Linked DNA regions of Homo sapiens: region 1 is linked to region 2. The links are chromatin loops, found by intact Hi-C in ENCODE. Cell type or tissue: MCF 10A. All regions are shown on one strand. Links, peaks and the distances in the headings refer to the core of each region. The heading gives the core; the rest is flanking DNA. Region 1 overlaps MMP20 (matrix metallopeptidase 20). Region 2 has its middle 53 kb from the start of CEP126.

Region 1 (15,829 bases), core at 4,350-12,349, 750 kb before region 2:
GTCCTGGAGCGTACTTAAACTGAGTTTTAAACTCTTAAGTCTCAGGAAGGACACTAGGAAAATGCACGGAATAAGGGCTTGGAAGGGAGACCTAAGCTGCTAGCCTGCAGGAATGGAACCCCTGGCCTCCTGTACTTTTATCTGTCAGATACCAGAAGAGAAGTGGAGAGAGGACCACCTGATAATTGACCCAAAAATCTACAATTTTAACAATGAGGAAGTGGGGAAGATTGGAGGGAAATGGGACAACTCTGGTGAATTCTGAATTCTTTGTCCCAGTGCCAACATTAAGTGCTGAGCCAACATATGCAAGTGTTAGAGCATCACATGAAAGCAATTCTAAGTACACACCTAAGTGCCTGATAGAATATTGTGACAGTGAAAAGTATGCCAAAACCTTGTCAGTAACTTTAGCAAGAAAGTGCCCAGAGTTCTGAGCTCTCAGTACTTCAGGATATCTGATAATTCTTCAAGGAAACATACTTTCATATTTTGCCTAAAGAAAAAGAGCTCAAACATTAACTGAGCATCTACTCTGAGCCTAGAACTGAGTCAAACACAGGGTTTGCATCTGTGAAGGCAAAACGGTGCCTGACTGGAAGGAGGTTGCAAACAAGCAGGTGAGAGTGATAAGAAATTGGTAGGAAGTGATGGTTTATGGTGCAATGAGACAAGTGTTTTACTAGAACAAGAATCACATCTTATGGAAGCACCAACTAGGGAGAGATTTTGTTTATATCACTGCAGTGATGAATTTTTGTTTTTAAGAAGGAATAGTTTCTAATTTTATTTTTACTTCATTAAAAGGTACTATTTCAATCCTGCCTATATGACCAGCCAGAAACCTTTTGTGCTCTAAGACTAACATTTTGTGCATATTTTAAAGAAACAAACAGCTGGTTATAAAAATTACGCAGGTTCATAGTAAAAAAAAAAAAAGTAAAAGCCCTATCTTTAAAAATACATCATCTTAAATCCATTATTAAGGTTTAACCACTGTTAGTCCCTTAGACTATATCTTTCATAATACTTTTCTATGATTCAGGGCCAGGATTAGTGTGAGACAACCAAAGCAGGAATGCATCCTGTATTTAAAATTTTGAAATTTTGTTTATCATGGATTTTTTTGGCATTTATTTTGTTTTTTTTAATTCTGCATTAAATTATGATTTATCTTGATTACGGAGTTTTTGGTAACCCACCACTGGCCTCATCTCAGCCCTGGTGATATGACTGGGATGGTGTGACTAGATACCACTTATGTTTATAAACATGGCTCATGTTGTAACAGCAGTGGTAAACACGGCAAACATGTTTTCCACTTAATTTATCATGAGCATCTTCCCTTATATAACCTATTTTGTGAAACAAAAACTAGAATGTAGAGTGTAATACATAACCTAACAGGAGAACAAAATATTTGAAATCAATGATCTCAGAGACACAGAGGACCTGGTCTTATACATGGAGCTTAACCCTGAGGAGTATAATTCAGACATTACCACAAGCATTGCATTATCACAGCATCAACTTGCACAGACAGGAACAATTCATCCCATCAACCTCATTTGCAAAAAAAAAAAGATGAGAAACATCAATACTTAAGGTGGTCTAACTAGAGACGGAATGGAACCAAATAGTCGCAGCTTTGTTTCAGAACACCTAGGCTAGGTTTCAGAGCCTGGGCACCCCATGTTCCCTCTCCCTTTTCCTCCTCTTGGCTTCTCATCTCACCTAAGGTTTTTACAAGGGACAACAATGGGGAAAGCGATCTTCTCTCACAGGAAGGGCAGGGAGTAAAGGATCAGCTGATCCTGCAGTGAAAAAATAGCGTACCCTCTCCAAACATGAGTGATACTTACTCCTTTTTATTTTTTCCCCAGCAGTAATGGTTCATGCTCATTGTAAAAACTTTTGGAATATAGGAAGGAATAAAGAATAAATTAAGTCATCTGTAATTTCATTACCCAGACATAATCAACATTAATATTCAGGCAGACTTCCTTTTATTATTGTATGTGTGTGCGTGTGTGTATATGCGTGTATATGTATGATTTATTCAGAAAATTATTATTATAACCTTATAAAGATTTCTCCTCTTCTTTTCTCAGTATATTGCCATTACATAAAGAGCATTCTTTCATACCATTAAATATTTATTTTTCAAAACTGATCTTAGTAGAGGCCTAGTACTGTCTCATATAAATATAGGATAATATATATAATAAATCCCCTGACATCAGACATTAAGGTTACTCCCAATTACTTATTATCTTTATATATATGTTAAAAATATGTGTGTATAATATGTAAGTAAACAATTTGCATAGTTTATATGTGGTAATATATGGTTAATATATAGGCTAATAATATGTAATTTATATCTAATAAATAAACATGTCTATACTATATAAATATAAAATTGTATATAATTAAATACAATCAGTGCTCTGTATCCATGGGATCTGTACACATGGAATCAAACAATTGTGGATTGAAAATATTCAGGAAAAAATCGACGGTTGCATCTGTTTCAGGGAAGACATGTTCAAAACAGACATTTTTTTTGTAGCTTTTCCCTAAACAATACAGTATAACAACTATTTACATAGCATTTATATTATAGTACATATTATAAGTAATTTAGAGATGATTTAAAGCATACAGGAGGCTGTACTTAAGTTGTATGCAAATATTATGCCATTTTATATCAGAGACTTGAGCATCTGTGGATTTAGGTATCTGAGAGAGGTCCTGGGACCAATTCCCCCATGGACATGAAAGGAGGACTGAACCCTTAGCTGCTCTTTGGTTATTTTCCTAAAATCAGCTGAGTAGGTGAAATTCCTGAGCCAAAGGCAGGCCTCAACCCTGTATTTGCATGCCCCTGCATCACTCGTTTTACCCTAATCCCAGCCCTGAGTCATAGAAAAGTGTTTTGAACAATATATACTGAGGGGCTTTATGTCTTTTTGTGCAAATGAAAGCCTTATAATTTATGGCTTATTTTATTTGCTTCAAGAGACAAAGAGCCTTGCCTAGGAAAGTTGTCTCATGGAAACAAAATCCAGCCCACATACTAAACACATCTGAACTCATTAAAATCCTCAGCTGAAAAAAAGGTGGACCCTCTGCCTTTGTAAAGTGTGAGAGGCTGGAATACAATGCCTTTAAGAGTTAAAAGCATACTGATCTTGCATTATGTACAATGGAAAGATGATACCAATAACTGTTTACCAAAGAAACCAGATAGCCTTTGTTTTGCAAATTGGGTAAAGAACTTCAGTGACAAATAAGTGATCCATGGAAATAATGTTCACATCAGCTTCCTTCCCTGAATTTTTTTCTTTTAAAAAAATTAGAAGCAAAAAGGCGTATTTGTTATATTCATTGCATTGTAGAAAAACTATAAAATGCAGGTGGACAAAAGGAAATAATTAAATAATCTATAATCCCCACTACCCAAAACCAATCATCGTTAATAATTTGGAGTATAGCTAAGCTTTATGTAAACAAATATGTCTACTTTTTTCATAAATGGGAAAATACTCTACACACTGCTTTTAATACATCAGGAATGCTGTCCCCTGCCTTACCTGAGCATGAGTATTTCCCAGACTACGCTGTAGACGCGTCAGCCTGCCTCTCCATTTCAGGCGTATCTTGACAAATATTACACAAATAAAGAAGGACACCAGATTGGTGAGATGGTTGCAAGAGGAAGCAATTCCATGATAAGGAAGATTAAGGAGCTACAAGCGTTCTTTGGCCTCCAAGTCACCGGGAAGTTAGACCAGACCACAATGAACGTGATCAAGAAGCCTCGCTGTGGAGTTCCTGATGTGGCCAATTATCGCCTCTTCCCTGGTGAACCCAAATGGAAAAAAAATACTTTGACATACAGGTAATGAGATCAAGTCTTTCCAAATTCAGAGAAAAACACCACCTCTCTCTTTTTCCCTTTTCTTGAAAAAATATTTTCCTTCTCATCCGTATAAAAATCCTGACACCTCACAACCATAAGAATAAGAACTTTTTACATCCATCCGTCAGGCAATGACAATGGGCAATTCACCAGAAAATACGGTTTTAGGATTATCATAATGACTGGCTATTTTAGGCATTCCAAACAATTTTACCAGCTAGAAACAACACAATTATCTTTAATCTAGTCTAGGATTAATGACCTGGCAGTACAAACCAGTTTTCTTAAAACAACCTGCTTAATGAGAAAGAAAAAAATAACCTACTAATAAAGTAATTTATTTCATTGATTCCAAAAATCTTTTATTGATGATTCAAGAAATGCATTCCATTTGAGGGTTATAAAGGTGAACAGGTCAACTTTCTTGACCTTAGGGAACTCACAGTCCTTTAAGGAGAGACAGACATGCAAACAGACAGCTGTAGCTCTGTGTGAAAAGTGCAAAAGCATAGCTCTAAGCAGTGAACTGTGGGACCACAGTTCACATGGACAGAGCTACCAAGTGGCCCAGGGACCAGCAGTAACATCTGAGCCTGATTCGAAGGCAAAGCAGAAGCAGTTCCACTCTTAGCCCCAAGCTCCCCTCACTCCTTCCCTGCCCTCTTTCTTCCCTCCCCTAATCCTCTGGCTTCATCCCTTATAAACCAAGGGGACACACCCAACCAGAACCTCTGTCCCTCCCTGCTGTGCTCAGGGTACGGAGTCTGGAATTCCCTCTCCCACAGCCAGACCTGATTCTGGGAGCCAGCGCAGACTTCCTCCCCAGGTTGGTCCAACCAAGGGCAAACTATGTATGGTACCTGCCCCTCAGCCTGAGGTAGGGGTGGATGGTGCCTGCCTGCGTGGGCCTCATGCATGACAGATGGGTGCAGGTCAGAAAAGAAGAGTGGACTCCACTCTTTGTGGTCCTGCCCCAGGCCTTGCACATGTAAGGAGTTTTCTAAGGAGAAAACCAGACCAAGCATATAGCAGCAGAGAGTGGACAGACTGGCATGTTGATGGGCAGCATTCCCACCACAAGTGCCTAGTGCATGCGGCTGCAGCAGAGGGTGCAGGAAGGGCAATGGCAGGAAATGAGCTGGAGGGGCAGCCTGAAGGGCAACTAGAGCGTGATGTCAAGGAGTTTGGACTTTATCCCCAGGGCGGTGGAGAGCCAGGCCAGGACCAGGATCAGATTTCCCTTTTAGGATGAGCACATCTAGATGATAACTGGAGATGGGGAAAGGCTGGACTCGTGCAATAGTCTAAGCAGTGGTATGGTAGAGCTGCCGCCTAATAGCTCACAGAAGCCAATCCTTAAAATGTCAGGAATTTTGCAGCCACTTGTTAAGCTCCCAAGAATTTTGTGAGCTGGTTGCTAAGACAGCCATTGTTAAATTATGTAAATTTACTATTAAATAAATCATATTACATTACATTAAATAAATTAAATTATATTATATTAAATAAATTATATTAAATAAGTATATTATTTCATATTTATATTTATTATTAAAATATATTTTTGTAGTAATAAATAAAATACTATTTATTAATAATATATTATTAAAACATTATTTTATAATAATAAATAAAATACGTTATTTATTATTATATGTTATATTATTTAATAGGTATAATTATTTAATAAATTACATTAAATTATATTAAATACATTATATTAAATAATTACATTAATATAATAAATTATATTAAATTATATTAAAAATAAAGGTAATAACATATTGCCTCTTATTTCACTACATTTTATTATTTTCTCTGTTCATGAGGCTATGTACATCTGTATAATCTGAGTGGTTCATTCATGCTCATCTCTTCACAACCTGGCATTCAGTGATGGTAAGTTGGTAGCTTGAATTAGCCATAGTGAGAATATTTACAACACAGAAATCAGCAAGTCATGCAAATCAAGTGGGTTTTTTTTTTTCTCCTTGTAGAGCCACTTGTTAACCTGTTCCAGCACACCAGTGAGTCCATTTGATCAAAGGAGGGGCCAGAATCCAGGGAACAGTCATGAATCCCCTAGGCCACTTGTTACCTGCTATCAGCCAATAAATCCATAAGGTGGCAGGCTGAACAAAAAAACAAAGCAATTGGGGGAGAAAAACCTCATAGGAGTTGAACACAAAAGTGATTCTGAAATAGTAAGAATAAGACAAGAAAAATGTGTACGCATCGACAGAGTCTTTTCATAGTTTTCTTAAAGTAAACTGTGTTCTGGAATTTTAGTCCATGACTATGTACAACAAAGACAAGAAGCCTGGGTCAAGATAATGTGATGCTTAGGGAAGTATAATATTCTTGTGATAAGCTGGGCAGTCTTAAAAACCCCTCAACACACACATTGCCTATCCACTCTTGCTCCCCAATAACTCTACCATCGCCTCCCCATGAAAAAGGACACTAGAGGCTATCACAGTACTCTGCCTGTGTAGCTACTGACTTTCAGAATAACTTCTTACAACATAACCCAGAGGATTACAAAAGGAAAAAAAATACAGCATAGTGCTTATATGCATAAGCTTTGGAGTCAGACAGAACTGGGCTCAAACCTGACTAATCATAACATGTAGATGATGATGATGATCTTCCTCTTAGGGGTCGAAGTGAGGATTAGATAAATGCCACATTAAAAAGTGCATACAGCAACAGCACATAGTGTGACTTCAAAGAATATTGGCTAGTATTACTATTGCTTTATCAAGCTCCAGACCCTGATTCGGGGATCCCTTTTTCCATGTTCTCTTCTTCTCTGGTGCTATCCCTCTCTCCTTCCTTGTCTTCTCCAGGCCAACACACAAAGTCAGCTCAAAGATATGGCTGACTTACCAAAAATGCGAGGGCATGTCAAAGTACTAAGTCCACCTAGTTGTGATAAATTGCAGACTCATATTATGCAGTGGGCTTGGCATATTTTGAAAGCATTAAATAGTCCCTTTAAGGGTCTGTCTGGTATCCCCCTTCAATTCTATAGCTCTCTTCTTTTGGCCCCAAACCTGGGGTTAAAGAGCTCCTTGTTCCTTCCCTCTCAAGTCCTGAATTGAGCTATTTGCTATCCTTTCTGTGGGCACAGTCCTTTCATTTGGGACCCTAGGATTACTGCTGTTGGTTTCTCATTGAAATTGCACCATCTGCATTATAATAACCTAAGATACCTTTCAAAACACAGATTTCTGGATCATACCTGTATTTTTAACAAGCTTCCTAGGTAATTATCACAGGTCCTAAACTTCGAGAGCCACTGAGTGGGCCCTAAAACAGCTAGCTTTAATTCTTTAATTCATTCATTTATTTATCAAGCAATTGCTAAGCATCTGCTATGTGCAAGGCACTAAACTAGGAGCTAGAGAGAGAGAGAGAAAGCAGGGCCGGTCCCTGCTCATGGGGTTGGCTCTCACAGACACAGCTTCTCACTTTGCATCATATTCCAGCCCAGCCCAAGGTCTCGGGTAGAAGTTGCCCTCCCTGCCTTTCCTTTGTGTGCTGCCAGAAATCCCCAGACCCTGGGCTTCAGAGCAGAAAGTTCTAACAATCACCAACTCTGACTCCACCCACAGTCCAAAAAGCACTACATTTTTCTGCCTTCAGGTGTCATCGTCACACCAGTAATTGCTGAAAGGCTCACCCTTTTTTCAATTCCAGTGAGCCTCCGTTTTTAAAGCTAGCCCTTCCTCTTTAAGAATGTATTATTTTGGGCTGGGGGCAGTGGCTCACGCCTGTAATCCGAGCACTTTGGGAGGCTGAGGAGGGCGGATCACCTGAGGTCAGCAGTTCAAGACCAGCCTGGCCAACATGGTGAAACCCCGTCTCCACCAAAAATATAAAAATTAGCCCGGCGTGGTGGCGGGCACCTATAATCCCAGCTACTCAGGAGGCTGAGGCAGGAGAATCAATTGAACCTGGGAGGCAGTGGTTGCAGTGAGCAGAGATCATGCCATTGCACTCCAGCCTGGGCGACAAGAGCAAAACTCCATCTCAAAAAAAAAAAAAAAGAAAGAAAAGAAAAAGAAAAAAGAAAAGAATGCATTATTCTGAGGGAAAAAAAAACCTTCCCCAATAGCCCTGGGGAAATCCTGAGGAGCTTTGAATAAGAATTAGCAAAACTTCAAAACTCCACATTTCTATTTTTTATAATTGAAAACATCCAGTCCCTTTGGGGAAAAAGAGGTCCTCTCTCAATGAAAACGACTTTAAGAAAAATTGACTACTTACTACCTGTAACATTTCACAAGTTTTATTTATCTTATTTATTTATTTAATTATTTTTGAGTGAAGTCTCACTGTGTCACCCAGGCTGGAGTGCAGTCGCCCGATCTTGGCTCACTGCAACCTCCACTTCCCAGGTTCAAATGATTCTTCTGCCTCAGCCTCCCAAGTAACTGGGACTACAGGTTTGCACCACCACGCCCAGCTAATTTTTGTATTTTTAGTAGAGATGGGGTTTCACCATCTTGGCTAGGCTGATCTCGAACTCTTGACCTCAAGTGATCCTCCCACCTCAGCCTTCCAAAGTGCTGGGATTACAGGCGTGAGCCACTGCGCCCGGCCACAAATTTTATTCTTTTAAGTCGGTGGTAGTATAATAACAATGAAAGCTAAATGGTTTCAGTACCGGATTATCCCAACTGTCTCTCATCTCTCCCTTTCATTTGTCTTGTTGTTTCATATGCAGAAATTTAACATATAATAAAGCAAAATAAGAATTATTATTTCAGAGAAAAATCTAAATTGTAGATTTACATTTAACATTTTTTGAATACAACATATAATTCTTGCCTTCTTCGGAGCAGTTACTGAAAAGAAAACATGTTCCTTCCGTTTTCACAGAATATCTAAATACACACCTTCCATGAGTTCTGTCGAGGTGGACAAAGCAGTGGAGATGGCCTTGCAGGCCTGGAGTAGCGCCGTCCCTCTGAGCTTTGTCAGAATAAACTCAGGAGAAGCGGATATTATGATATCTTTTGAAAATGGAGGTATTGTGGTACTTGGATTCCATCTACTAATTCAAAGGAGAGTTGTCCCAATACTGTTCCTTCTACATCTTTAATTCGAGTGATCACACACTCCTCCTTCGCACAGTGCTGTGATGGGCCAAGGCCAAGACCATGGCAAAGCCATGATCTTCATCTGGCCAGAAAATAGAACCAAAGGAGTTCTTAGCATGTCTTGTCATCATCAGACACAGCTGTAGAGTAGATTCACTGTAACAAACTTTCATTATGACTTTGCCCCACTAGGGGACAAATTCTTGCAGATTTTGCTTTCCCGTTAGCCACATGACCTCATCCATTCCCATGATAGTGTTTATCACTTATATAACCCCTTCTATATTAGCCAAGGATATCCTACCATGAATCCTCACTGAAGCAAATACCTTCCACAGTGACCTTGAAGCAGCTTTCCCCCTGCAGCAATGGTTAGGAAAGTATCGTTTCTGTCTTGCCCACACTTGCAGACCACCTTCTGGGAGATATGCAAGAGGTCTGCCTCCAACTTTCCCACTTCTTCTCCATTCCATTGCTCACCCTCCTCAGATAACATTTCTAGTGTCCTTGTCATTTCAAGCCCAGATCTTAATTTTAATCTGATGTCACTGGGGGGAAAACATGCTTAGGAGCTAGAAAAAAGAAGATCAAGCAAGTCCTGAGAATAAAGCCTTTAGAAATGGCCCTGGGCGTGACCTGGCCCAGGTTATGTCCTATTCCTCCCAGAAGAGAAAGGCCACCCCTGGTGAAGTGGCAGGGAAAGCAGTGTGACTCGGGGTAGCTTTGAAGGCCAAGGAATGAATGTCTGGCTCTCTCTTGATCTTTCAAGCTTACAGTCTGTCCCCTAATACACAAGCCAACCAGGGACTGTGCTGCCATTGCATGAAGTCCTCGGTGTGTGCACCTGAGTAGACTGCATTTCACTGAAACCTGAGAAATGCCATACCAAAACTTTGTTCTGTCGGCTTTTTAAAAAAAAAAAACAAACTAAAACTGGGTATCCTTACTAAGATTTTTTTAAGTGGTAAACTATATCCCTTATTTTGTTCTTCCTCCTCCTCTTCTATTAAATTTGTAATGAATTGTTAGTTAAAATAGATAATTAAACAAAAACTTAAAAAGCTTTAAAAGTTAGGATTTTATAAACACCTTTATGACTTTCATATGTTTTCCACATGAAAGTATGTCAAAATTACAGAGAGATTTTTGACACTTCCTTAAACTGTATTGTGCTATAGAAACAGAAAGCACACACTTGTTCAATTCACTATCACTGTCTCAGCTGAATCAAATTTGAAAGGTCATTCTGCTAACAGGTTCACATTCCAATCAGTGGGGTAGGTTTTGCTATCGAATGCCGCCCCCCCGCCGCCCCGCCCCGCCCCAGTCGTTCTCCTTTTGTAATCTGTGGCACATGCAAAGTCCACAGTATCCTATGTGTCAGTTAACAGATGTCATGATAGCAACAATAACCCAAAACAGGTGTTTTTTTATTGCTAATGCTTACTATCTTTGCAGTATGAATTAGCCTTTTTTATTTTTCAATGGGCTGTTACTCATTGACAAATGAACTTCCCATTATAACAAATAAATACTGAAAAGTGAATTTAAGTGTCAATGCTACTCAAAATGTCCCTTTTCTGTAATATGATGCGCCCCTCAGAATTTCTAGAAGGACTCAATCTTGTTGGCCTTTCTCCCCACTTGTTTAGATCACGGGGATTCCTATCCATTCGATGGGCCTCGGGGGACTCTAGCCCATGCATTTGCTCCTGGAGAAGGCCTGGGAGGAGATACACATTTCGACAATGCTGAGAAGTGGACTATGGGAACGAATGGTATATATGCACAATTCACCATAACCTGGAAAATATTGTACCTTCTTCTGGGCTCCATCATGAAACCTTGAGGTTCAACGTCCCAAGCCACCCTTTAACTAGGGGGGCTGGCTAGGAAAAACAAGTAAGCCAAAAATCCAAAAGGGATCACATAAGGGAAAAAAATCCACCCCAAATTGTGTTGTAGACTTGTCTGATCTGTTTCATAGCATATCATCTGAAGAACCAGTCATCCCCTTCTCAACGCACTGCTCTCGTTTCCTTCAACAACCTAGTATTTATGATTTCTTACTTATTCTTGGAAATGGGCTACATTCAGAAATGACCCAAGAGAATCAGTACTGTCCTGAGAAGTGTGTTGGGGATGGGAATAAAGTTTCCAGAATATCATACAGGTCATCTGGAAATCTTCAGTGTGAAACGTGTGGATCAAAAGGTGTAGGCTGTAATAGCAGGGAACTATTAAGGCATTTGTGGTCTAAATTTATGAATTATTGCCAAATAGCATTGCCACTATTTGTTCCAAGGCTCTGCTTTATCAGTCTACCAAACATCACTGATGATGAATAAAATGGATTGATGTGCATTTCTGTCCTCCCCCACCCCCAACCCCCTTCTAGCCAAGGGGGGAAGAATTAAAGTCACCAAAGCTAAGTGCCAGAATAACCTACCAACCTTTGAATAATCCAGTTAGGAGAAGGAGATGGGTTAACTGTAATGTGGGCATAAATTATACTATAAAGATGGAAGATGGAGAAAACAAAAACCTGTGTTGATACTGTTTTTTTCTCTCTCATATTGTCTAGGTTTTAATTTGTTTACCGTTGCTGCTCATGAATTTGGCCATGCCCTGGGCCTGGCCCATTCCACAGACCCATCAGCACTGATGTACCCAACTTATAAGTACAAGAATCCCTATGGATTCCACCTCCCCAAAGATGATGTGAAAGGGATCCAGGCATTATACGGTAAGATTATTACCTTCTTTGATGACTCACCCTGAAATTGGCAGGCATTCAGTCTCCGAATTAAAGAAAGTGCATTTTATCTGCATTGGTAAAGATCAATCTAGAAACCATAACCCCAACTATGCCTTCTTGTGAAGAGCTGATTTGCTAGTTATAAATATGTGTGTGATGTGTGATTAAATTTTGCATCTTTCCTTTACAGCATATTAGTCCTGGATAGCCTTAGAAAATATAGTCATTTGTCGGTTTATGTTTTTCCTTTGAGTGCAGGTTAGAATTTACACATTGGGAGAGGATGGATATAGTTTATAGTTCATATATGTGGTGCTTACCCATTTGCAGATAAGTGACCTTATCTCCCTAAAAATAGCAATCATGATTAAAATAACTCTGCACCCAGTCATGTAGCCAATCTGCAGTTTACAAAACAGGTTCATGTGTGTAGTCTTACACCAGCCTCACAACCAACCTGTGGGGTGTGAAGTGTTTTCCTCATTTGATAGCTGAGAAAGCTGAGGTTTGAAGACAGTAAGTATCCTAAGATATCCTAAGATAAGTTACCTCAAGTATTAATATTCTTCCAAAAGGTAATAAGGGATTATTAGAAACTCTGTATCCAATTTTCCTTAAGGGAAAAACAAACCAATTAATCCATCAGAAGGAATCTTGAAACATCCTTAGACCTTGACAATTTTTCTTTAATGGATAAAAGGCAAAAAGATCTAGGAAATTGCTTTTCCTTTGAGCCCTGGAGACCTGGTTATTAGGCTTCTGATTATCAGAGCTTCTCCCCATCTTCTCAGTGCCTAGAGACCCAGATCCCCCAACAGCTTCCTGGGGTGCTAGGAATCTGGCCCCAGGGGATCTGGAGGGTGGGAAGCCCAGAAATGGGCACACCATTCAAAATCAGTCAGATTTCACCTGAGGCACAAAAGACAAATTTCATCCCAAGAAGCTTTCAGCCAGCTCTATCCATTTCCAGGAGGGGGAAAGCACCAGATCTGCCTGACCCTTGAGGGACAGGAAAAATGCCATGAATGTCTCCATGTCACAAACTCAGCTCCAGAGCCTTGGTGGCAGTGTTCCAATGGGAAGCGATTCCTGTGGGCCACCGAGAAGGGCTGAGCTCAAACACTTGCCTTTGGAGGTCCTTGTGCCCTGGAAAGTCACTGCCTTCGGATGGCCACTGTCACTCAGCCAGGAGGCAAAGCACATATTTTGGCACAGCTATTATGACACAGGTGAACAAAATGTGAAAACATGGGTTTATGTTACAAGGGAGCATTCATATCACCCACCCGATCGCTTGCCGCTGCTGACCCTCTCCAATTTCCAGCTTCGATATTCTCCCAAAGCCTCACCCCGCCTCTGATCTTCGCCTTGATGCTAACCCTACTTCATCCCTGACCTCAAACCTCATCTGACCCTTATCAGAGGCCTGAACCTTTCCCTTCCCTGTGCCTCATTCCTTCCCTGACTCTCACCTGTAATTATGACGAGGCTTCATCAAAGAGCAGGAACCTGCCAGAGGTGACAGTCCAAGCTGTGCAGGCTCATTCTTCTGGAGCTGGGACACAGTCCTGAGAGATGCAGAGCAGGAGAGGAGACTCACTGATAGCTCTCGCAAGATTTGGGTCCATGTTTTCCAAGACGATCCACCAGAAGATACCTTTAAATAGCAAACACCTTCAGTGTACTTCAGTTTCACAAGAACTCGCTCAGTTTTTCCTGGATGCCTAGTAAAAGACAAAAGCACAGGGCAGGATGCCAAGGAGTCTATGAAAATAATAGGAAAACACACAAGAAAGTTTTCTTATTGAGAAAAAAAGAACTTAATTACAAACAAACAATCCATGCCAATTTTTAAATTACATTTCTAATTTGGAACACTTGTAGATATCAAAGAAGTTCTATAATAAAATAATAATCTTTAGAAGACTTACTATGTGCCAAGCACTCTGCTACCTGCTTTACAGGAATTATTTAATTCTCACAACAGCCTTCTGAGGTGAGTACTATTATTATCCCTCCCTTTTAACAAGTGAGGAAGCTGAGGCTTGCAAAGTTGAATAATGTGCCTCAAATCACACAGCTCAGCAACCAGGAGAGCCGGGACTCAAACCCATACCTGCCCTCAACAGCCATGATCATGATCACATGTCCAGCGTGAAAGTGTACAACCTCCCCTGGGGCTCTAGAGCAGAAGTGTGTGAACTCCAAATTCCCGTTACCATTTTGACCAACTCATTTTGAATCCTAGGACCTCGGAAAGTATTCCTGGGGAAGCCCACTCTGCCCCATGCCCCCCATCACAAGCCATCCATCCCTGACCTCTGTGACTCCAGCTCATCCTTTGACGCTGTGACAATGCTGGGGAAGGAGCTCCTGCTCTTCAAGGACCGGTAAGCCTCAGACACGCCACCGACTCTCATTGGGCCTCATCTCCACTCCCAGACAAACGTCGTCCCACAGGTCCTTGTTGCTGCCTTGTATGAAGATCATGCAGAAATGCTGTCCTATGCAGCAGAAGGGTGGTAGGCAGGGGTCTTTGGGGGAGATAGAGAACTGCCAAAACTACTGTTTGTGGTGCACCTACTGTGGTCTTGCTACTGTGCTAAGTTATGTCCATATATGGACAATATTTATTGTAACCTTTTTCACTGTAGAGATTAGAATCCCTAATGTGCAGATAAAGAAAGCAGCTCAAAGACAGCAAGCAAGTTTCCCAAGGTGACAGTTAAATGGCTGAGCTAGGACACCAGCCTGAATTGATCTGATGTCCATTTTGTTTACCACTTTATCCCTAGTGAGTGTGCATAGCAAATGCTCAATAAATATTTGGTGAATGAGGGTTGGCTAGCTGGACAGATGGACAGATAGGAGATTGGATAAAAGGATGGATGGATGGATGGATGATCAGATGGATAGATAGGTGGGTAGATAATTCCAAGGCCAGCATTCTTCCGAAACTGCTCCTTTTCAGTGCCTCCGGGCCTTTCACAGAGAAGGCAGATCCCTCTTCTCCCCCAACTCTGGTTTCTTGGGGAGTAAGGCTGTTGTCTCCATGATGCTGGTTACTCCAAATACTTCTTTCCATGGAGGCAAAGAGAAACATAGCAACATTCACCCCATTCCTCCCTTTGCTGGGGACAGAATTCAATCACACCAGAATAGGCAGAGGCATCTCAGGAGCATTCATGTGTGGCATTATTTTTTCTTCTTCTTCACTATTGCAAAAGTGTTTATGGAGCCCATTGTGGTTTTCAAGCAGTGTAGTCTCATGTATGAGAAGGTGTATGAGTAGGGGACTCCAAAAGCCCTGCAAGATAGTGAGACATGAGCTCTAAAAGTTAGGCCCATGAAACAAAACAAGAAGCAAGTACCTGGGAAGATCTAGAGAGAGTTCCCTGAGGAGCAGACGTTTGAGAAATGTGATGTTCCTTATCTTGTATGCTTTTGGGGATATATTGTTGAGCTACTATTATAAGAATACTTTTTGCTCCTTCAGCACAGAGAGAAAGTAACAAAGTATTTTTTAAAAAGCAAAATTTACCCAGAATCCCACCACCTGGAGTGTATCAGTCTGCAGGAGCTGCTATAACCAAGTACCATAGACCAGGTGGCTTAGACAACAGAAATGTATTCCTCACAGTTTTGGAGGGTAAGAAGTTCAAGATCAAGGTACTGCAAGGTAAGTTTCACCCCAAGGCCTCTTTTCCTGGCTTGTAGGCAGCCGCCATCTTGCTGTGAGCTCTCATGATCCCTTCATGTACAGAGAGAGAGGACTGAGATTTCCAGTTTCTCTTCTTATAAGTGCACTAGTCCCATCATGGGGCCCCCACCCTCATGACCTCATGAGTCAGGAATGTCCTCTTCCAGCACTAACCCTAATTACTTCTTGAAGGTAATACCATCCCATTGAAGGTAAAGGCTTCAGCATAGGAATTTGGAGGGCACATAACACAGAGCATTCCCATTGTTAAGCATATTGTTTTATGTCCCTCCTGACGTTTTCTCTGGATAGAGAGCTAGATATTGTACATATGGGAG
Region 2 (15,829 bases), core at 5,317-13,316:
CTCTTTTAGTGTTTTCAAGTTTTAGCACATGCAAGATGTTATAAGGGACCCTTAAGGAAAAGTTTTGTGTCTACATATGGATGAGAATTAAAGGGAGACTACCACCTATGCTCTACATGTAGCGAGAATCCAAGTAAAGACAAAAAAAAAAAACAAAACAGAAAAACGAATTTACATTACTGGTCTTCAGCTACTTTGGTCAGCATACTTATGGAATGAAATGTTGGAAGTTCTAATTACATACACGTAATGCATAGAACAGACAGGGGAACCAGGATATGGGTACCATAAGCAGCTGTGTCAACATGATGGCCTGGGAAAACGGCTTTACAAATGGCCAAGACTAGAGAGTGGTTGGCTCTGAAGGGGAAGTGAAAAGAGTGTTGCAGGGCTAACCAGGCATGGACCTTGGCCATACAATTGCCAAGGGCCATATTAACAATAAGAGATTATAACAATAATTTCACCTTCCATTAAAACATTTGACCTTCATCACAACCCCATGGAGTTGCAAGGATTATGAACATGGACCTGAATATGTAAAGCCCAGAGCTGAGAGGACAAAAGTTGGATGAGGGGACATGGTTGAGGGGACACAGTCTGTGTCACCAGACTGGGTAGACAAAAGAGAAAATTTAGAAATCTAGGGGAAACATACACAGGAAAGATTGTGTGTTTCCCAAGCCTAAATATGGGCATTATCTTTTCATAAGAATTGATTATACTAAACCCATCATCAGGCTTACCTCCTGTTGTGTGCACTTTCTCAAAGGAATATAAAGTTCATGAACATACTGATTTTCTGTACTTTTCATAATTGATCCCAGGTGCCTAGAACAGCACCATGCACATTAAAATTATACAACTGTTTGCTGAATGAAGTAATAAATGAATCCCTCCTTTTAGCAACACTCACTAGAATCCAGCTCAAATGTGTTTAATAAAATTAATTAGTCCAGGGACACCATCAAGTATTTTAGGCTGTTAGCCAATTAGAACCACCCCCATTGCTTTGCCAGGTCAAGCAGGTACATTTTCTAGGTTTTTAAGCAAACTCTAACGAAGGAAAAAGGAAGTGCATGGATTAGAAGTTATTTGGGCAGAGGATTGATTTGGATGTGTCTTGCATCAAGGCTTGTGGAAAACTAAAACTGTGATTTTTTTTTTCTCTTTCTCCTCACTTTTTCCTGATTTTTCTAGGTGAGATGGAGTAAGTTCTCAGGATATAAGAGCTAAGTTCTAAACCTTGTCTTCAAAGAAGATCTTTGAGGGACTTTTCTCCCCTTTTTTCCTTTCTAAAAGACACTTCACCTTGAGAGAAAAGTTAGTAGATTCCCCTTTTTATTCCCCATCTTGGGATTCTGTTCCTTTATTACTCCTTAGGCTTCGTCAGTAAGTATTGACAAAAGAAGTGCTATGGTCTGAATGTTTTTGTCTCCCCCAAATTCATATGTTGAAATCCTACCCCCAATATGATGGTATGAGGAAGTGAGGTCTTTGGAAGGTGATTAGGCCATAAAGGTAGAGACCCCACGAATGGGATTAGTGCCCTTATAAAAAAGGCCTGAGAGATCCTTTGCCTCTTCTACCATGTGAGGACAGAGTAGGAAGAAATGATTTCAATGAGAAGTGATCCAGGATGTGGGCCCTCATCAGACAGTGAATGTGCCTAGATGTTGGACTTCCAAGGCTCCAGAACTGTGAGAAATACATTTCTTATGTTTCCAAACTATCCAGTTTTTGTTAATTCATTATAACAGCCCAAATGGAGTAAGAGAGGAAGAAAACTTGTTTTAGGTCTTACAGGGTTGCTTAGACTAGTCGGAGTTCCTGTCTGGGAGATTCTTGCAAGTGTTACGTATTTCAGCTCACCTTAGGTGGTTCTCCCTCCACCAACTCCAGATTTTTATTGCCCACTTAAATGCCTCATCAGCTTCAATTCTCTCTGGCTTAATTTGTGTGTAGGGGTTGAAATTATTTTCCAGCTTCAGAAGACCTGCCTCAGGAGTTTCCCTTGTAAACCTTGCTTATTTTATAAGCAAATGAGAAAGACAAATTGCTGGCTGAATTCATGGGTCTTAAGCTTAATAGCTCCTTGTAGGGAAGTACAGAATACGGCCAGGGGTGGGAGGGAGGTGAGTGACTAATACAACCCCTGTGTAGTCTTTGTTAGGAAGAAGATTAGAGAACCTAGAGCCAGGATATTGTTGAAATGCTCTAGGGTGGTGGCAATCCACACTGTTCAACTGGTTATACTTTGGGTAGAAAGGATGACAGAATAAATGAGAGTGGATGACCAGTCTGGTTAAATAGCAACCAGAAGAAGTGGGTCTGGCGATTAAGTTCAAAGAATGGTGCCTTTCTCTTGGTACCTTCTTGATAGTGTGAGCTCAAGCAAAGCATGGGAAAACATCTAAGCCATGAAGGTATGGATCCATGTGGCTCTGATATCTTTTTAGTGGTGGAATTTGGAGAAATTTGAACACTTGTGCTACAGAGATATGACTATGTATGAGGATGGCTCTGGTCATCCCGACATTTCTCTACCCACATATTAACCCCAAACATTTCTTTACCCATATATTAACAGGAGATATTTGTGATGAATTTGCCAAAGTACCTGAGGAGATCATCAGAATCTCTGACTTAGACCTATGGTCTAGATAATGTGGGGTGGGGTGGTACTCAAGAGTCGATTACTAGATTCTGGGGTTTGTTTCTTGACCCTCAATTTCAGGCATCATTGAGAAAGTTCTTGAGCAGCAGAAGCTTCTTTTTCACAAATATAACTCTTGTATCCTTGTCTGTGGAATGCAACGATTTTCGTGGTTTGGGTTGGACAACCAGATTGGATTTCTATGTTTGGGAACAGGCAGTATTCTCTCTGCCATCTCTACTCATGAACAGCTGCTGGGTATATTGGCGCTGTCCCACAGGTGGGACTAATTTTGCTTATATTTGCTCACAGGGTTTTGAGAGTCTCATTTGAATATAATTACTGAGATTGCTGCTCCTTTACTTTTTATAAAAAAGATCTGCAGTATGGAATGCATTACTCATGAAAAGAGATTGCATTAGGCTGGATAATTGAAAGACTAACAAGGCCTCGAAGAGCATATTCAATAAAGGCAGAGGATACAGTAAAGCAGGAACAAGAGATTGCAAGAAAGCATCAGAGGTCCAAGAAACTTCCAAGCGCAGCTCCCCAGTGTCTTTCTTATTTGCATCAGGATATGCAATGTTTCCAAATTGAATTACCAAGAATTGTGTGATGATAAATCTTTGTTTTGGGAAAGGTACTTAAACATTTCCAACAGGGTCTTTTATATCCTCTTGGTCACATAGCCAAGCCAGGATATCCAACTGATTATACTGGGTATAAGCCATCAATAAACAAACTGGTTCTGACTGCCACCAGGAGAATTTGAACTTTAATCATCACATCATTAATCATTAGCTCACTATTCTTGTCTTGGCTGAGTCAGGGCCAGAGTCCCAAGAATTCCTGAAGATTAGCAAAGAGTTGTCCTGGTCAAGCTCTAAGGTACCTATCTTGCACAATCTACCCTCTGACACTTAGTCACACCTTTTAAAATACATGTGTATTACTGGTTCTTTTTCCTGAAACTTTGACTATTCATAGAAAAAAGAGAAAGGGCATTTTCCAAAGAAATAACTCTCTCCCAATGAAGTATAAGTGTTTTAAAGAAACATTTCAGTTTACCAATTTTCCAGCATAAACATGTGCAACCATTACAATGGTTTTACACCTTTTCACTACTGAAATTTCTGGGGAGGAGGGTGTTGCTTTTATAAACATTGAGATATAACTTACACACCATAAAGTTCACCCTTTTAGTGTATGTAGTTCAGTGATTTTTGGCATATTCACAAGATTGTGAATCCATCACAACTATTTAATTGCAGAATATTTTTATCACTCCCTAAAGGAATCCCATACCCATTGTCAGTAACTCCCTTCCCTCCAACTTCTGCAAGCGCAAATCTAGTTTCTGTGTCTATGGAATTGCCTATTATGAACATTTTATATGAGTGGGCTATATGATACGTGGCTTTTTGTGACTGGCTTCTTTCACTTAGAACAAAGTTTTAAAGGTTCATCCATGTTGTAAGGATGTATTGGTACCTCATTCTCTTTTTAAAAACTTTATTGAGATATAATTAACATACCATTCAATTTACAGATATAAAGAGTACAATTCAATAGCTTTTTGTATATTTAAAGTGCAACTATCACAACAACCAATTTTAGAATATTTTAATTGTCTTTGAGTGTATCCTGGTTGGAGTTTCTTGAGCTTCTTGGACATGTAAATTAATATTTTAAAATTAAATTTGGAAGTTTTTGCTCATCATTATTACTTTTTTGAGATGGAGTTTCACTCTGTTGCCCAAGCTGCTGGAGTGCAGTGGCAGGATCTTGGCTCACTTCAACCTCCACCTTCCAGTTTCAAGCAATTCTCCTGCTTCAGCCTCACCAGTAGCTGGGATTACAAGCTCCCACCACCAGGCCTGGCTAAGTATTTTTAGTAGAGATGGGGTTTCGCCATGTTGGCCAGGCTGGTCTCGAACTCCTGACCTCAAGTGATCTGCCTGCCTTGGCCTCCCAGAGGGAGGGATTACTGGGATTACAGGCATGAGCCACCATGCCGGGCTGGTCATTATTTTTTAAAATATTTTTTCTGCTCCTTTCTAGCCTCTCTTGGATTTTCATTATGTGTATGTTGGTAATTTACTGATGTCCCACAGGACTCTGAGGCTCTATTCCTTTTGTTTATTCTCTTTTCTTTTCTCATACGGAATAATCTCAATCTACTTATCTTGACGTTTGCAGATTCTTTCTTCTGCTGGCTCAAATCCGCTATTGAGCTCTAGTGAATTTTTCACTTCAGTTAGTTTTCAACTTCTGAATTAATATTTGGTTTTTCAAAAAATAATTTCTATCTTTTTATTTTTTATTGGATGAAACATAATTTTCATACTTCCCTGTAGGTCTTTAGCTATGGCTTCCTTTAGTACTTTGAACATGTTTAAGTAGTTGATGTAAAGTCTTTGTCTAGTAAGTTCAATATTTTTTCTTCCTCAGGGAAAGTTTCTATTGACTTTGTGTGTGTGTGTGTGTGTGTGTGTGTGTGTGTGTGTGTGTTGTGTATGGGCCTTACTTTCTTGTTTCTTTGCATGACTTTAATTTTTTGTTGAATATTGGACATTCAAGATAACACAGTGTGGCAACTTTGGAATTCAGATTCTTTCCCACTCTCCAGGGTTTGTTGTTGCTGTTTTTAGTTGTTTGTTTGTTTAGTGAATTTTGGGAACTAATTTTGTAAAATTCTATTTCTCATGTGTGGCCACTGACATGTCTGAATGGTTAGTTTAGTGACCAACACATGATTGGATAGAAATTTCCTTAAATATCTGGAATCAATTAATCTTTGCTAAGAGGTTCTGTGTGTGTTTTGGGGCATGCCTTTGACATGCAACTGAGTAGTTGACAACTCTGCCTTAGCCTTCACTTCCTGTTTGTGCAGAACCTCCAGACTAGCCAGAGGAGAGAGTTTAGAGGGTTATCAGGTATTTCCTGAGCATATGCAGAGCCCTGTACATGCACACAGCTTTACACACATAAGTGGCTTCTATAGTCTCAGGGATGTGTCACAGCTTTTCAAGGTTCCTATGGACAGCTTATCCTCTAGCTTTCCCTTTAAGCTTTTTAATTAGTCTGTTGTTAGCCATAACTGTTATCCACCACTTCAGGCAGCTGCAATATTATGCAATTGACTCTTATTGTTTTCAACACTTTTGGGGAAAAGAATTTTTCACAAGGGAGAGTTCTTAGTAAGGTAAAAATGAAGACAACCCTGTCAGTGGGCTCTTCTAGGGAACCAACAGGCAATTAACATCACAACAATTTTCTGTGAATGTGCTTTAAAGAAGCTCCAACCCCATTCCACCTTCTTCAGTGTATGACAGGCTGCTGGTTTTCACTGTGATTGTAGGTTATTGACTTTTGAGGCTGTGACTGAGCTGGGAGAGGAGATAGGAAAAGGGAAGTTATAAAACTATAAACCTATTTTTCTTACCAAGATTGAGCTTTTTTTTTGGTAAATAAATTATTCCCAGATTGTTGCAAGCCTTTGATTAATTTCTGTAGTTCTGCAACAGTTGATTCTGACAACTTTTTTGTTGGTCGGTATTCTTATTTCTTTTATAGATGAGAGGATTTTTGGATGAATCAGGTACAGTGGAAAAACACCTTGTAGAAGTTTTAATTCAATCTCCCAGTACGTTTTATCTTTGATATTAGTAGAATCAGGCTTTGTTAGAAATCAAATCTTACTAATTGCACTAAATAGGGGTTACATTATGAGTTAGAATATAATTATTACAAAATTCATAATAATTAAACTAGTTTTTTTTTAAAACTAATATGGCCTTTGCTCATATGCCAAATATTGTTATGGATTGGAACATAGATCAAGGGTCAAGTCTCATTTAATTTGAGATTAAAAATTTTGTGGGCAAAAACATGCCATGCTTTATACTAAAGGTTATACTGACATGGGATCTTAATGAACTTTAAGTGATTGTCATCTTTCCCTAACTGTTAAAATCCTAGTCAAGTTTAATGAGCTTCTATTATGACTAACTACATTCTTATTTCCTGCTGGAGAAGTGCCTCAATGTGGGAGAAGGGGCTCTCTGTATACTTTACAATCCCTCATCAGTTTGGTATGTTGATGGAGGAATCTTTTTGGAATAATAAAGGTCTACTGCTTTGGAAGTTTTAATCATCTGGGAATATGCTGGAACACAGTGTTGGTGACAAGTAGTATAAAAAACCTTGAGCTTCCAGAAGTCAGGGAGAAGCTCTGGGTTAAGCCTCCTGGTGAATTAGGCTGATAAATATTCATGGGTATAGGCAGAAACTTATTCTGGAGATTCTCAACAGGGATCCTGACAACTGATTACAGGCATAGAAACTGTGAACCCAAAGAAAGGAGGCAACTAGTTCTCCAAACTTTGCTTAGAATGATCTAGAGAGGGCTCCCGTTCTAGTGAGCACACCTTTAGAATTTATGGTTAGAAGTAAAAAATATGTGATGTAAGGACCCAAGACATGTACTCAGAAGTAACATCAAGTCACTAAGAAGGAAAATAGCAGCCTGGAAAGAACTGGACTAACAGCTACCGTTAAAGCAGGGCCTTGCTTGCATAGAGGCTAGCCAATTCACAGTGGCCTTGCATTCCATTCTGGAAATTGTCTGCTCTATTTAAGGTTGGGTTTTTTTTCGTAACTGAGAAAGGAAGGATGAGTCGCCCTAACTTTCCTTAATGCCTGAAACATTTGATCCCAAATTTTGCATGGATTTTCTCTTGAATGGCCATTGCTGATTGGAAATATCAATGGAATTCTTAGTAATTCCACTATCTTTGGGCTGCTCCCTAGTTTCCCAAGAAACAGCCTCACTGTACGAGCCTGCTACCTTGCTCTTGTACTACCACTCCACTTGCCTGTGCACTATACATATCTATTAATTGTCCCGTTTTATGCAATCTTCTCCTCTCTCTCTCTGCAATCTCCTCCCCTGACCCCAATAATCTCAGAACATCAGTATATTTAGCACAGATATCAGTCACTATTTCACTCCTGCTCCCTCCAGTGGCACTACAGTGGACCTGACAGTCTGTTTTCCCCCAGAGCCTGTTAAGTGATTCCATCCATGGGTGCTTGGCCTGTGATTGCATCACAAGCTGGATAACACTTGTTTTTCTTTTCTCTTGCACCCCCCTGGCTTGTCTTGTATCCTTCCTCATTCCTGTGTTCTTCTTAGGAACTTGTTTTTGCAGTAAAAATGCATCTTGAATGTAGAGTTACAGAAAAATTTGAGATTGGTGAGAAGTTTTCTTTGTGCTAACGGAGTTGCTTCTAATACTTGTCTAGGCTGTGTCTTTATTTGCTGTGGGGAAGTTATTTTACCAGTTGGAGTGGGGTTATGATGACATATTTACAAACACTGAAGTATGAGCCTGTGAAGGAGAGTCCATCCCAGGACATCATTAAGGGCTGGACGTATTAGGGGATGGATTTATTAGGGGTATCTCCTGGCAATGCCCCCATCCTCTTTGATAGGACCTCGCTGACAAAGCCTGACCCTTAGGGTGCATGTGTGTGCATAGACTGTAGTTTTCAATTTTCTGCTTGAAGGTGGCAGAAGGAATTCCAGTCATCATGAGATCATTGGTGTCTCTCTTCAGAGTTCATGGACAGTATTGCTAAAATAAATGCCCCATCTAGCTTAGATAAGCTTGGGTTTCTTTTTCTTATGAGACAGGGTCTTGTTTTGTCACCCAGGCTGGAGTTGAATTTGCTGAGACAAAAGATGCTGATGAAATGCAGTAGCTTTCTTAACATGAAAGCAAATCCATGTTGCAGCTTAATTTTCCCTCTATTAATTACTCAATGGAATACTACTCAGCCACTAAAAGGAATGAATTAATGGCATTTGCTGCAACCTGGATGGGGTTGGAGACTATTATTTTAAGTGAAGTAATTCAGAAATGGAAAACCAAACATCGTATATTCTCACTCATAAGTGAGAGACTTCTGCCATGATTGTAAGTTTCCTGAGGCCTCCTCAGAAGCTGAGGAGATGACAGTATCATGCTTCCTGTATAGCTTGCAGAGCTGAGCTGATTAAACCCTTTTTCTTTATAAATTACCTAGTCTCAGGCACTTCTTTATAGCATTGTGAGAATGACCTAATACACTATTGAATTGAGGGAGGCCATTTAATCTTTAGCATTTTTCACCAGCATTGTGCTATATAGAGAACAACTACTCTAGCACTTCATAGCTGTTGGCACACTCCTCTCCTATGTCTTGATGGGGAGAGTGTGCCTTCTGCATCCTTTAATAGGATATAGTTGAAGGTTGGTGGTGATTATCTGGTTGCTATGTGGTAAATACATACTAGAATTTCTATCTCGTGAAGTACTTAGTTGACAGAAATTCTTTGTTTACAGTATAGAGGCCAAAATCTAGCTTGGACCACCTTTGAGTTCAAGTTTTTATCAAATTAGATGAGAAACACAAAAGCAACTTCCAGCTGCTTCAGCTTTTATAGTTGAATCCATAATCTGGTAATTATACCCATATTACTAAATAAAGCTCGAGCTAAAATTTAGTACTTGCTCGGTCTAGCAGCCTCACATTTTCCAATCGAGTCCGGTACATCTTCCTCATATTTTGCTGATTCCAAATAGCAATATCCTGCAATCGTTTTGGCAGATGAATTTTCATTTTATAACCTCATCTCAGTCCTTTCACTACTGCCACCAAGTGGTAGATATAGAGATGTGCCACCCAGCTCACTTCATGTAAGTGGAGCCTGGCTGTGGGGAGTGCAGAGCACTTCTGGCTGTCAGCTCCTTTAAGGTCAGCCTCCCTGGTAGAAAGATTCCTCGTCCAATGACACCCTCTTGCTGGGGAAACCCATACCCAGTAATTAAGTAGCGTAGGGTTAAAAAGCCTGGCCATTGAAGCCTGAAGCAGGACAACTGTGGTGTGTAACTGACTGTTGAGCGTTCCTTCTGTTTGGTTAGGAGATTGTTGCATTGTAGTTTGACTTCTTCTGCTCAAGTCTGCTTCCTCCCCCTTCTTGTTGGATTAATATTAATTCCAAAAAAAAAAAAAAAAAAAATCCTGCACCCTGATTTGGTCTCAGAGTAGCTTCTGGAGAACTCAACCTGTAGCAATTGGTACCAGAGGTGGTATGGACTGAAAAAGTAGGTGATATGATAGGGTTTTGGAGCTGGATTACTTACCGCTCAGCTGGAACTGAGGACCCTATCACTATTGGTGGGAGGAGCAGATACAGCTTTCACTGGTGATATATTGTGTTGGTCTAGTGTCTACCATGGGTAGAGAAAGCATTGGTGGGTACAATATTTCAAGTATTTGGGACACACAGAGGAAAGAGAAACTATAAGAAAGAATAAATTGGATGGATGTCCTTAAGAGCTTCTGTGCCACAGAAAGATAACGAGCAGGCAATTAAAAATTAGGAAAGTAAGCAAGAGGGGTTCTTTGTATACAAAAAAACTTTTTATCTCCTGCACCAGGGAGACATATAAAAATGAGGACCAAGCCCATTTAAGAGTTGAAATGATAGAATGTCAAATATAGTTAAATGTCCCACAAAACAGATCTGTTACATCAAATTTGGGGCTCTGATTAGGATAATCTGGGGCCCTGACACGTAGGATGAGGACATCTGGGTGGCTGCATCCCAAAGTTTGGCTTCCCAGACTCTCCTGAACTTTCTTAGCATTCAGAAATGGCCCTCAACTCTTCCTATTAACAGCAAATACCTCTTTGGGCTGAAAGATAATGCATAGGAATCTCTTCTGCAAAGTGAGTGACACATGCCTGTCTCAGGACCTACTCTCTCCTGGCTACTAGCCCTATAATTATGGCCAAGTGACAGCATAATCCAATTTGAGAGGTGATGGGCCTGAAAGGTGCTACACCTGAGGAAGGAGGAATGGAACTCTACTCCAAAGACCTGCAGAAGTATACAGCAGGAGCTGGGGGAGTATGATTGGGACTGGCTTCTCAGCATGCTAGATCATCACTCTAATATATATAGTTAATTAATAAAGAGTTTGATTTGGTAGTAATCTCCTGAGATAAAGGATTTAGGACACTGGCAAGGATACTAGGAGATAGGACAATCCTGCTACTAGAATGAGTTCTAGAAGCATGAAAAATAGAATGGCTCAGGCTGAGTGAAATTGAAATGCCATAATTATTGTGGTAGACAGTAGAGGGAGGGATTGAAAGGCTCAACGACATAGGATTGATGTCCTGAATCCACTACATATGGCTGGAAGACACACTTGATAATTACATTCTATGGGAAGGCCCAGAGCCCACACCATTTACAAAGGTCTTATGAAAAAAAAAAAAAACACCTTGAGAAGGGCACTGGAATCACTAAAATGTTCAGTAATGATTCTCCTCTGTAGGAGAGGCAGTCATAGAACTTGGCTTTCTGATAGCAATAGGAATGATAGGACCTTGAATAAAATAGAGGCCAGATCCTAGCACTTACTCATCAGAAGCTAGAGCATTGTCATTATCATAATGACTTGTAAGAATGGGATGGCAGTCCGCCTTTCTTCACAGAAAGTTATAAAGATCAATAAAACATGGTGGCCAACAAGGAAAGTACTTAAGCAACCAAATCAAGGACAAATCAAATCAAGGGCAGAAGATCTGGAAGCTGAGAATGGTTGTTCCCAGTTTAAAAAAAGTCACAATCTCTTGCCCAATATCCAAACCTGAGTCAGGTCAGATCTCAGAATACATTGAAAGGTAACTGAGTTCTCAGGAAGGGACTCTATAGCAGCATGGAAAATGTATGTGGTAATGATCCCCTATGGCTATTTCAGCTAACTGTATAGTGGGGAAAGCAGAATACACAAATAGGTGGAGGACTCTTGAACACGGAGTCTGACATGACATTAATACCCAGAGAACCAAAGCATTTTCATGGAAAAGGGATGCCAGGTAACAAATTGAGTCCTGGACAAGGCCCAGTTTACAGCAGATCCATTTGCTTCATGGACAAACTCAGTGGTCATTTTCTTTTTTCTTTTTTATTATTATTATTATACTTTAAGTTTTAGGGTACATGTGCACAATGTGCAGGTTAGTTACATATGTATACATGTTCCATGCTGGTGTGCTGTACAGCATTAGGTATGTCTCCTAATGCTATCCCTCCCCCCGCCCCCCACCCCACAACAGTCCCCAGAGTGTGATGTTCCCCTTCCTGTGTCCATGTGTTCTCATTGTTCAGTTCCCACCTATGAGTGAGAATATGCGGTGTTTGGTTTTTTGTTCTTGTGATAGTTTACTGAGAATGATGATTTCCAATTTCATCCATGTCCCTACAAAGGACATGAACTCATCATTTTTTATGGCTGCATAGTATTCCATGGTGTATATGTGCCACATTTTCTTAATGCAGTCTATCATTGATGGACATTTGGGTTGGTTCCAAGTCTTTGCTATTGTGAATAGAGCTGCAATAAACATACCTGTGCATGTGTCTTTATAGCAGCATGATTTATAGTCCTTTGGGTATATACCCAGTAATGGGATGGCTGGGTCAAATGGTATTTCTAGTTCTAGATCCCTGAGGAATCGCCACACTGACTTCCACAATGCTTGAACTAGTTTACAGTCCCACCAACAGTGTAAAAATGTTCCTATTTCTCCACATCCTCTCCAGCACCTGTTGTTTCCTGACTGTTTAATGATCGCCATTCTAACTGGTGTGAGATGGTATCTCATTGTGGTTTTGATTTGCATTTCTCTGATGGCCAATGATGGTGAGCATTTTTTCATGTGTCTTTTGGCTGCATAAATGTCTTCTTTTGAGAAGTGTCTGTTCATGTCCTTCACACAGTTTTTGATGGGGTTGTTTGCTTTTTTCTTGTAAATTTGTTTGAGTTCATTGTAGATTCTGGATATTAGCCCTTTGTCAGATGAGTAGGTTGCAAAAATTTTCTCCCATTTTGTAGGTTGCCTGTTCACTGTGATGGTAGTTTCTTTTGCTGTGCAGAATCTCTTTAGTTTAATTAGATCCCATTTGTCAATTTTGGCTTTTGTTGCCATTGCTTTTGGTGTTTTAGACATGAAGTCCTTGCCCATGCCTATGTCCTGAATGGTAATGCCTAGGTATTCTTCTAGGGTTTTTATGGTTTTAGGTCTAACGTTTAAGTCTTTAATCCATCTTGAATTAATTTTTGTATAAGGTGTAAGGAAGGGATCCAGTTTCAGCTTTCTACATATGGCTAGCCAGTTTTCTCAGCACCATTTATTCAATGGGGAATCCTTTCCCCATTGCTTGTTTTTCTCAGGTTTGTCAAAGATCAGATAGTTGTAGATAAGTGGCGTTATTTCTGAGGGCTCTGTTCTGTTCCATTGATCTATATCTCTGTTTTGGTACCAGTACCATGCTGTTTTGGTTACTGTAGACTTGTAGTATAGTTTGAAGTCAGGTAGTATGATGCCTCCAGCTTTGTTCTTTTGGCTTAGGATTGACTTGGCGATGCTGGCTCTTTTTTGGTTCCATATGAACTTTAAAGTAGTTTTTTCCAATTCTGTGAAGAAAGTCATTGGTAGCTTGATGGGGATGGCATTGAATCTATAAATTACCTTGGGCAGTATGGCCATTTTCACAATATTGATTCTTCCTACCCATGAGCATGGAATGTTCTTCCATTTGTTTGTATCCTCTTTTATTTCATTGAGCAGTGGTTTTTAGTTCTCCTTGAAGAGGTCCTTCACGTCCCTTTTAAGATGGATTCCTAGGTATTTTATTCTCTTTGAAGCAATTGTGAATGGGAGTTCACTCATGATTTGGCTCTCTGTTTGTCTGTTATTGATGTATAAGAATGCTTGTGATTTTTGTACATTGATTTTGTATCCTGAGACTTTGCTGAAGTTGCTTATCAGCTTAAGGAGATTTTGGGCTGAGACAGTGGGGTTTTCTAGATATCCAATCATGTCATCTTCAAACAGGGACAATTTGACTTCCTCTTTTCCTAATTGAATACCCTTTATTTCCTTCTCCTGCCTAATTGCCCTGGCCAGAACTTCCAACACTATGTTGAATAGGAGTGGTGAGAGAGGGCATCCCTGTCTTGTGCCAGTTTTCAAAGGGAATGCTTCCAGTTTTTGCCCATTCAGTATGATATTGGCTGTGGGTTTGTCATAGATAGCTCTTATTATTTTGAGATACGTCCCATCAATACCTAATTTATTGAGAGTTTTTAGCATGAAGCGTTGTTGAATTTTGTCAAGGCCTTTTCTGCATCTATTGAGATAATCATGTGGTTTTGGTCTTTGGTTCTGTTTATATGCTGGGTTACGTTTATTGATTTGCGTATATTGAACCAGCTTTGCATCCCAGGGATGAAGCCCACTTGATCATGGTGGATAAGCTTTTTGATGTGCTGCTGGATTCTGTTTGCCAGTATTTTATTGAGGATTTTTGCATCAATATTCATCAAGGATATTGGTCTAAAATTCTCTTTTTTGGTTGTGTCTCTGCCTGGCTTTGGTATCAGGATGATGCTGGCCTCATAAAATGAGTTAGGGAGGATTCCCTCTTTTTCTATTGATTGAAATAGTTTCAGAAGGAATGGTACCAGTTCCTCCTTGTACCTCTGGTAGAATTCAGCTGTGAATCCATCTGGTCCTGGACTCTTTTTGGTTGGTAAGCTATTGATTATTGCCACAATTTCAGATCCTGTTATTGGTCTATTCAGAGATTCAACTTCTTCCTTGTTTAGTCTTGGGAGGGTGTATGTGTTGAGGAATTTATCCATTTCTTCTAGATTTTCTAGTTTATTTGTGTAGAGGTGTTCGTAGTATTCTCTGATGGTAGTTTGTATTTCTGTGGGATTGGTGGTGATATCCCCTTTATCATTTTTTATTGCGTCTATTTGATTCTTCTCTCTTTTCTTCTTTATTAGTCTTGCTAGTGGTATATCAATTTTGTTGATCCTTTCAAAAAACCAGCTCCTGGATTCATTGATTTTTTTGAAGGGTTTTTTGTGTCTCTATTTCCTTCAGTTCTGCTCTGATCTTAGTTATTTCTTGCCTTCTGCTAGCTTTTGAATGTGTTTGCTCTTGCTTTTCTAGTTCTTTTAATTGTGATGTTAGGGTGTTAATTTTGGATCCTTCCTGCTTTCTCTTGTGGGCATTTAGTGCTATAAATTTCCCTCTACACACTGCTTTGAATGTGTCCCAGAGATTCTGGTATGTTGTGTCTTTGTTCTTGTTGGTATCAAAGAACATCTTTATTTCTGCCTTCATTTCCTTATGTAGCCATTAGTCATTCAGGAGCAGGTTGTTCAGTTTCCATGTAGTTGAGCAGTTTTGAGTGAGTTTCTTAATCCTGAGTTCTAGTTTGATTTCACTGTCGTCTGAGAGACAGTTTGTTATAATTTCTGTTCTTTTACATTTGCTGAGGAGAGCTTTACTTCCAACTATGTGGTCAATTTTGGAATAGGTGTGGTGTGGTGCTGAAAAAAATGTATATTCTGTTGATTTGGGGTGAAGAGTTCTGTAGATGTCTATTAGGTCCGCTTGGTGCAGAGCTGAGTTCAATTCCTGGATATCCTTGTGAACTTTCTGTCTCGTTGATCTGTGTAATATTGACAGTGGGGTGTTAAAATCTCCCATTATTATTGTGTGGGAGTCTAAGTGTCTTTGTAGGTCACTCAGGACTTGCTTTATGAATCTGGCTGCTCCTGTACTGGGTGCATATATATGTAGGATAGTTAGCTCTTCTTGTTGAATTGATCCCTTTACCATTATGTAATGGCCTTCTTTGTCTCTTTTGATCTTTGTTGGTTTAAAGTCTGTTTTATCAGAGACTAGGATTGCAACCCCTGCCTTTTTTTGTTTTCCATTTGCTTGGTAGATCTTCCTCCATCCTTTTATTTTGAGCCTATGTGTGTCTCTGCACGTCAGATGGGTTTCCTGAATACAGCACAGTGATGGGTCTTGACTCTTTATTCAATTTGCCAGTCTGTGTCTTTTAATTGGAGCATTTAGTCCATTTACATTTAAAGTTAATATTTTTACTTGTGAATTTGATCCTGTCATTATGATGTTAGCTGGTTATTTTGCTCGTTAGTTGATGCAGTTTCTTCCTAGCCTCGATAGTCTTTACAATTTGGCATGATTTTGCAGTGGCTGGTACTGGTTGTTCCTTTCCATGTTTAG

Evidence for each region. Hi-C counts contacts between places; a loop is a spot of excess contacts. Peaks named below come from ENCODE experiments on the same cell type or tissue, not always from the same donor. Only the 100,000 strongest peaks of a DNase experiment are listed, where the experiment ranks them.
Region 1: a loop joins it to region 2, with 19 times the contacts of the local background. A loop is called at or near these places in 10 of 110 quality-filtered maps.

What each region holds. Positions count from the first base shown.
Region 1 is chr11:102,604,887-102,620,715 of GRCh38, reverse strand. MMP20 (matrix metallopeptidase 20) reads left to right here. Exons shown (of 10, transcript NM_004771.4): 2 at 3,657-3,904; 3 at 8,813-8,961; 4 at 10,686-10,811; 5 at 11,618-11,779; 6 at 14,040-14,181. Among named protein-coding and RNA genes, the nearest start is that of MMP20, 13 kb to the left of the region's middle. RefSeq lists enhancers at 4,405-4,904, 4,905-5,406. In MCF 10A, for the core only: a CTCF peak has its summit at 7,585; a DNase peak (open chromatin) is centred at 7,575.
Region 2 is chr11:101,854,479-101,870,307 of GRCh38, reverse strand. No RefSeq gene overlaps it. Among named protein-coding and RNA genes, the nearest start is that of CEP126, 53 kb to the left of the region's middle. In MCF 10A, for the core only: CTCF peaks have their summits at 7,677 (motif pointing left) and 9,327 (motif pointing left); DNase peaks (open chromatin) are centred at 7,707 and 9,367.